Regions from separate parts of the Homo sapiens genome. Here region 2 is linked to region 1. The links are chromatin loops, found by intact Hi-C in ENCODE. Cell type or tissue: B cell. All regions are shown on one strand.

Evidence for each region. Hi-C counts contacts between places; a loop is a spot of excess contacts. Peaks named below come from ENCODE experiments on the same cell type or tissue, not always from the same donor. Only the 100,000 strongest peaks of a DNase experiment are listed, where the experiment ranks them.
Region 2: a loop joins it to region 1, with 11 times the contacts of the local background. A loop is called at or near these places in 1 of 110 quality-filtered maps.

What each region holds. Positions count from the first base shown.
Region 1 is chr13:46,454,182-46,458,181 of GRCh38, reverse strand. LINC01198 (long intergenic non-protein coding RNA 1198) reads left to right here. Exons shown (of 6, transcript NR_120426.1): 5 at 269-342; 6 at 2,671-2,979. It also overlaps the pseudogene LOC112268117. Among named protein-coding and RNA genes, the nearest start is that of LINC01198, 11 kb to the left of the region's middle. In B cell, CTCF peaks have their summits at 1,795 and 1,998 (motif pointing right); a DNase peak (open chromatin) is centred at 2,011.
Region 2 is chr13:46,368,440-46,372,439 of GRCh38, reverse strand. It overlaps RUBCNL (rubicon like autophagy enhancer), which reads left to right. Exons shown (of 15, transcript NM_025113.5): 3 at 1-499; 4 at 3,625-3,707. Among named protein-coding and RNA genes, the nearest start is that of RUBCNL, 17 kb to the left of the region's middle. In B cell, no CTCF peak of the experiment used is centred here; a DNase peak (open chromatin) is centred at 2,369; H3K4me3 peaks cover 2,706 bases; H3K27ac peaks cover 4,000 bases.

The DNA.
Region 1 (4,000 bases):
ATATCCCTGTCGTTTAGCAGCACATGAATGTATTTGATTTATTGTCTTGATGTCCCTTTGCTTTCCCCATGTGTTACCATCAACTGCCTAATGAAACAGCCTGGGATTGTGTAATGACTAACTTAGTGCTTTGAGTTTAATTCTTTTTCAGCCACTGTGGTATGTTGATTACTATATTAATAATGTGTCTCCTTTATGTGCTTTTAAATAGTTACTTGGTCATGAACTATTGATAAGCTTTGGAAACATGATTTCATTTATTCTGCAGGATAACTTCAGGAAGTGGGTATTAATTCTCACGGTATAAGTGAAGACATTAAGCACCAGAGTTTAAGTAGCTTGGTAAGTGTTATTCCAGTAATTAAATAGGCGTAAATAGAGTTCAACTTTCTCAGTTCTATCTATAATTTCTTTCTATGTATGGGCTTATTTATATCAACCAGTATACACCTTGGTTTCGGCAATCAGTTATTGACTTTCTTTAAAGAAGGAAGAGAAGAAAAAAAAGGGAAGAAAAAACAAAAACCATAACCCTCTTTTACTATCAGACACCACATTTTTCTCTTCCACATTATCTTCTTTAAAGAACTGCATGTTGCAGAGTCTATGAGTGCAAGTGCTAGAAAGGCCAGGTAGAAATATTAAAAGTGATGCAGTTCAATACTGACAGTGATGAAATACAGAATGTATGGACCCTAATGTCCATAAAATGTGGCACAAATACACCATGGAATACTATGCAGCCATAAAAAAGGATGAGTTCATGTCCTTTGTAGGGACATGGATGAAGCTGGAAATCATCATTCTCAGCAAACTATCGCAGGGACAAAAAACCAAACACTGCATGTTCTCACTCATAGGTGGGAAATGAACAATGAGAACCCTTGGACACCAGAAGGGGAACATCACACATTGGGGCCTGTCGTGGGGTGGGGGGAGGGGAGAAGGATAGCATTAGGAGATATACCTAATGTAAATGATGAGTTAATGGGTGCAGCACACCAACATGGCACATGTATACATATGTAACAAACCTGCACGTTGTGCGCACATACCCTAGAACTTAAAGTATAATAATAAAAAAAAAGAGAGAATGTATGGACCCTATAATCTCAAGGAGGGGCGGCAACCCGGTTGAATATTTTTTCAAGCCAGTTTAGGGAAAGATTGATAAGGTTTCCAATTTTTCAAAAGGACCCATAATCCAAATTTTTATATGAAATCTAATTTTTAATTTGAGTTGGAAATTAAAATCGATGTGTTATTTATGTTATGATCTCTACTTTTGGTTCTATGAGATTATTACTTGTTTAACTCACTGTAATCTGAATTCTGCCACCCACAAGCCATATTAATGGAGATCGTGAATGACTTACATGTTGTCTTTTGAATACATATTAATTTGCATCTTAATTGACCTGCAAGCAGTTTAAAACTCTTCAGGTGTGTTTATCAAAAGATGCCTTCATGTGACTTTTTATCTTTCTCTACTCTTTCATCAATCTCATTTATTATTAAATTTCAGTTATCAGCTGCCATGCCAGTAACTGCCAACTCTAAACATTTATCACAGTTTACTATGCAAGCTTTATAGGAATATTAATATACCTCATTCACATATTCAGTATACATCTTAAGTATTAATTCCCCAAACATATGATTGTCGTTCAGGAGACTTTCTTTGAACCTCAATAAATGTCATTACACTTTATAGCACTCTATTTTTGTTTCATAGAACTTCACTGTTTTATTAATCATTTCTTTGGATAATATCATATATCTTCTACAAAAGTATAATTTCTATAGGGAAGATAATTTTATTTCTTATTTTTACTGTGACATTTTAGCATCTACTATGCTGGCCAGCACGCCACATATTTGTCAATAAATAATGTATTGACTCTCAGCTCCAAATTTACCCCGCAATCACTCTGCCATAATGTGTGGAATTCCTCTTGTATTTACTTCCTCATAGTGAGCACAGTATTCAAGTCTTCTCAGTAGAGGGCACCGGAGAGATGTTGTAGAGGAAAGGGCTCTCCTATGGTGCCTGGCTCCTTACAGTGAGTGGGCGGTGTGAGTGTGAGAACATCTAGAGGTGCTATACTTCAGAATCTGAGGTCCCTCAGGAATCTTACAGCTGGGGCTGGCTTCCTGCAGCCTTCTCAGCATGGACACCACAATTTGCAGGCTTCATACCTCCACAGGTTTTTTGATTCCCTCTGCCCACCTGTGTACCTGGGCCCTTGCTAACTTTTGCCTGTGGCCTGCTTGCAGTTAAGAATTTGTCATTTAAAAAAAAAAAAAAAAGAACTTGTCATTGGCAGCCAGGCGCGGTGGCTCACGCTTGTAATCCCAGCACTTTGGGAGGCCAAGGAGGGCGGATCACGAGGTCAGGAGATCGAGACCATCCTGGCCAACACGGTGAAACCCCGTCTCTACTAAAAGTACAAAATTTAGCCGGGCGTGGTCGCGGGCGCCTGTGGTCCCAGCCACTCTGGAGGCTGAGGCAGGAGAATGGCGTGAATCCGGGAGGCGGAGCTTGCAGTGAGCCGAGATCGCGCCACTGCACTCCGTCTTGGGCGACAGAGTGAGACCCCGTCTCAAAAAAAAAAAAAAAAAAAAAAAGACTTTGTCATTGGCTCACTCCTTCTATATCCTTTTACCTAGATCCACTGAAAGAGATTCAACTGTGTGGAACCTATGCCGTGGAGAATTGCTTTCTGCCATTGTTATCGTCCAGCAGTTGCCGAATAGCTCTGACCTGAGCAAAGCAGTGAAACGCGGTGCTGTTGAGTGGGTTGCCACTGCACCTTTTTCAACTACTCTAGTCTTGTGGAGAAAATACCCCTTCTAAATTTTTTCTTCATTGAATACTCTCCCTCAGCTCCAGAGTACCATATAGAGTTTTCTTGTATTTTAGAGTTACTGTTTTATCAAAGTTTACCAGTCTTTTGTATTACATTTCTCCTGTCTAAATCGACTGTGTGGTTTCTACTCATTATGGATATAGATTGATACAAACTCAATAAATATTTTTGAATGAATAACTCCACAGTCCAAGTTATTTTAATCACTATACAAAATCTCCAGAGTTTCTCCCATATTTCTGAACATGGTAACTATGTATCAAGAGACAAACCACAAATTTAAAGAAGGTGTGGTCAAATTTTATAAGTGTTTATAACATTTGTAAATGTTTGGCATCTAGAATACATGTATAATTCCAACAAATAAATAAGAAAAAAAAATAATCCAGTGGGATATTGGGCAAAATATTGAAGCCAAAGTGTCATAAAAGAGGAAATATTACTTTTTAATACACGTGGAAAATGTGTACCCACCTGAGCAATCACATAATGCAAATGAAAGTTAAAACAAAATACAACAAGGCAAAAAAAATTCCCTTGCTTAAGCCTAATGTAAACAAACAAACAAAAATTCATCAAAAGACTATTAGTTTCTATACAGTCAAGGATAATGTCCAAAATCTGGAGCCGGGAACTGATTCAGTGAGGAAACCAAGCTCACCACCATTAAAGATAAGTTGCTATAACTTACATGGGTGTCACTATTGTTTCAGTAACTTGATCTTGCCACTACTGCTATTGCTACCAGTGAGAATTTTATAGTGCTTAAATGTATCATTATATCATAATTAAAATTCTGGGGAGTGGGTTAATCTAATTGGTAGAGCTTAGGTCATCGGGCATACCCTAGCTGCAACAGAGACTGAGATAATGATTACCGTTATCTTCAGCTTCTATAGTAGGTGGCAAACTCTGCATTGCAACAACAATCACAAAATAAAAGGTTTCTCAATCATATAAAGGTGATTAAGATACTGAGCAGCCGAAATGCACATATGTACATAAACAGACACTCTCATTACACATATGCCCAAAGAGATTTATTTCAGTATTCTATATAATATTAAAAAATTGAAGAAAATCTAAATATTGGCCAATACAAAAATGCTTGAATAAATGGTGACATGTTA
Region 2 (4,000 bases), 86 kb after region 1:
GTGGAGCCCTGGGAAGGGATCAGCGATCACTCTGGCATTATTGATGGTTCGCCCAGACTCCTGAACACTGACCATCCTCCTTGCCAATTAGACATCAGGCTCATGAGGCACAAAGCTGTCTGGATTAACCCCCAGGATGTGCAGCAACAGCCGCAGGACTTGCAATCTCAGGTGCCAGCAGCAGGGAACAGTGGGACCCATTTTGTGACAGATGCTGCCTCTCCCTCAGGCCCTTCACCTTCGTGCCTCGGGGACTCCCTGGCAGAGACAACGTTGTCTGAGGATACCACAGACTCCGTTGGCAGCGCTTCTCCCCATGGCTCGAGTGAAAAGAGTAGCAGCTTCTCTCTGTCCTCAACAGAGGTACACATGGTCCGCCCAGGATACTCTCATCGGGTGTCTCTGCCCACAAGCCCTGGGATTTTGGCCACCTCCCCATATCCTGAGACTGACAGTGCTTTTTTTGAGCCTTCCCATCTGACATCTGCTGCTGATGAAGGTAATTTTAGTAGGTGACCTCCCTCATTCCTCTCTGTTCACACCCTTGCTTCGCCTTGCTCTAAAGCCTGCCTTGTTGTCTTCCCCATGGGACAATGCATTGCCTCATCTAATATTGTCAGCAGCCCAGCCATCTGGGCGGTCACAACAGGTGAAATCAAATATTGGCTTTCTCCTTAGACTGCAGAGAATTGTTATCTTTTTAGCTTAATGTAGTTGATAATCAGTGCCATGTGCCATCTTTAAGCTGGCGTCTGCCTTCAGGAACTTAGAGCTCATTAAATTGTCTACAGGGGAGAGCATCGGAAGCACTCTCAAGTCAGTGTGGAGGTTGGAGGTGTTTCCAGACAGCCACGGGGTCTGCATTTCACACCAGTACCTAGTAGGTGGTGAAGTCACTTCACTTGTTATATTTACCTGTATAGAATCTGACAGGAAAATGGTAAGATTTTTAAACAATAACTACAGTTTCCCCTGAAGACTATACAAAACCCCTTTTTATTAAAACAAGGGCTCTCACTGCTATGAAGTAATGTACATATTCCTAAGACCCTAAAATTCCTAAAAATTGGATAATCCGTGCGAAGTACTACTCAAGAGTCAATAAATTAGCTATTATTGTTATAATCTGTGACATGTTTATTTCATTTTAAAATATTTGTTATAGTCACACTTGTCATTATTAATTTACATTTCTATTCAAACCCTAGTATAAATAATCAATGAAGCTTTTTCTTTCAAAGCAATTTAAAAAGTCATCAGTCTGCCTGCTGCCTGCCTGTCTATTTCTCTGTATATTTATTTCTCACTAGCAGGAGCTCATCTTCCCCCTTACCTAAAATATGGAGTTTATGTGTTCTTTTGGAAATGTTTGAGCAATCAAAGATGATGACAGTCTTTAACACATTTATTCATTGCTTAAGAAGAACAAATTTTGGACAATCTTTCAATGGTTAATTTTGAGATAAGGACCAAGTTTGAGCAAAATGACAAGACTGATTACAGGCCTTTTTTTTTTTTTTTTCCTATTTTTTTGCTCACTTGCTTGGATAGTTCTAAGGATTAAGAGTGACTTGCAAATTTAGTAGTGGCTAAGTGAGAGATTAGTCTTAATAGATTGTCTTATAGAGGAAAGCCCTCTCCCCAACAGAGAACCACCATAATGACAAGTTATAATAAACTGAAGATGATCTTTGGGGCCTAGCATACCCTTGCCTGAAACTTTTTATTCTATCATGGTACAGGAAGTAGTTCTACAATTTAAAATTATCCTTTAGCTTTTTCTTTTACTCAGAAAGAAAACAGATACCCCAGCCCCTTTTGCCCAAAGACAAGGACTCCCAACAGCTCCTGTCAGTGCCTTTAGAAACAACTCACGGAATGTTTTGAGAATATCTCTTAAACTCAGTAAGGGGATTCATTCTTTAAGATTAAGAAAAAGAAGCCTTGAGTGATCTGGTTCTTTCTTTCTCTGGTGCGGAGGCAGCAATAGGGAAAACAGCCATTGGCCACTAAGATGTGGACATTCCTATGACCGCTGCATCTCAGATGGCGGCAAAAGGGTTTTCTTTTTTCAGAAAATACTTTAGGGAAAGACTATCGGCCTCTGTAAGCATTTCTTAAGGCTGTAGGAAGGGATTCCACAGTTTATTTTGTTGGCATAGGAACTACACATTTACAAGCACTTTCACCTTCCTTTATCTCCTTAGTGTCCTGATAAATATCCCAATTTAAGGGCTGAGAGCGTTTTGATGCAGAGGCACAGCTGGTGAACGGACAGCTGGAACTGGAATCCACTCTGTTCCGATTCTTCTCTGTGCTCTTTCCTCTATACTCAGAGTCTGCAAACTATGACCTGTGGACCAAATCCTGCCAGCTTCCTGTTTTTATAAATGAATTTCTCTTGTGTCTATAGCTGCTTTCTCACTACAGCGGCAGAAGAGAGTGGTTGAAACAGATACTGTATGGCTCTCAGATCCTCCAATATATACCAGCTAGCTGTTTACAGGAAAAGTTTGCCAGCCATAGCTTCTGAAGCTAAGAAGTCCAAATTTTTCCATGCAACAACTACTTTCTTGAACATGAAGCAAGGGATTTGAATGACTCTGCTTGCAACTCCATCATGCTGAGAGCTGTGTCACCACCATGTGCAGCATTTTGTTCTAATTTAGCAGGTTGGGACATCTCAGCTCTTGACACAGAAATTTTTGCTTTAAATGCTGCAGTAAGAAATCACATGACAGAAAAAATGTTTGTTTTGATGGTGGTCATTGCCAGTAATGGAGTGGCTAAGGGTGCAGGAATGGATGTGTCAGCAGAATGTACCTTCTGCAGTTTGTTGGTTTTGACTGGAAGAAGACTAACTTAGAGAAGCAATGCTGACCTTTTTTGGATGGATTTTATTTCTCTAGACAGGAGGTTTAGGGCTGGGTGCAGTGGCTCAATCTGCCTGTAATCTCAGTGCTTTGAGAGGCTGAGGTGGAAGGATAGCTTGAGCCCAGTGATTTGAGACCAGCCTGGGCAAGCTAATGAGACCCCCATCTCTGCAAAAATAATTTAGAAAATCAGCTGGTCATGGTGGCACCTGTAATCTCAGCTGCTAGGGAGGCTGAGGTAGAAGAATCGCTTGAGCCCAGGAGGTTGAAGCCGCACTAAAGTGTGATCACGCCGCTGCACTCTAGCCTGGGTGACAGAGCGAGATATTGTCTCAAAAGAAGAAGAAGAAAGGAAGTTTAAGATCAATCACAATGAGCTAGAGAAGCGATCTCATAATCCTTAGGACCCTGCTTTTGGACTGTGGCTTCTCACTTTACCCCAGCCCCTGTTGGGATTTCCCAGGACCCTATTCTCTTTCTACCCTCTTTTCCTCATTGGTCTCCTCCACTCCGGTGGCTGAGGATACCTCCCAGTTACTCCAACAGCCTCTCCTAGAAATGATCATCATTAAAGCAATATCTGTAAGACCTGCCATCGGAAAGATCTTTCTTTTCCTGTCATCTGAATTTATTCTAGAATTGTGCTTATTTTTTTACATTATTTAAAAGCCACTTCCTATAATTGTTTTATTTTATTAGGTAATCTTTAAACTCCCTTTTCCCCATTTTTAACAATTTGCTATATTGGCAGGTGCTGTTCAAGTCAGTAGAAGAACCATTTCTTCGAATTCCTTCTCACCAGAGGTATTTGTGCTGCCTGTTGATGTAGAAAAGGTGAATGCTATCTTCTTTCTTTTTAACCATAGAGTCTTAATCCTTTAGATAGTGTTGTTCTGATTTAAATCTGGAAACTTCAATTTGATGAATCATTACAAATAGGTTTCCTTTCAGCATTTGATTGATGGAGACTGCCAGAAACACTAAGCTAAGAAGGGTTCCGAGGCCGTGCCTGTGCTCAGCTGGAAAGTTTTCTGTGATTGATGAATGATGTCTGGCATTAGGCTTCCCCCAACCTAAGGTTTTGTATAACAAGAAATCCAATTTGAGTTGTCCGTTGATTATAGTAA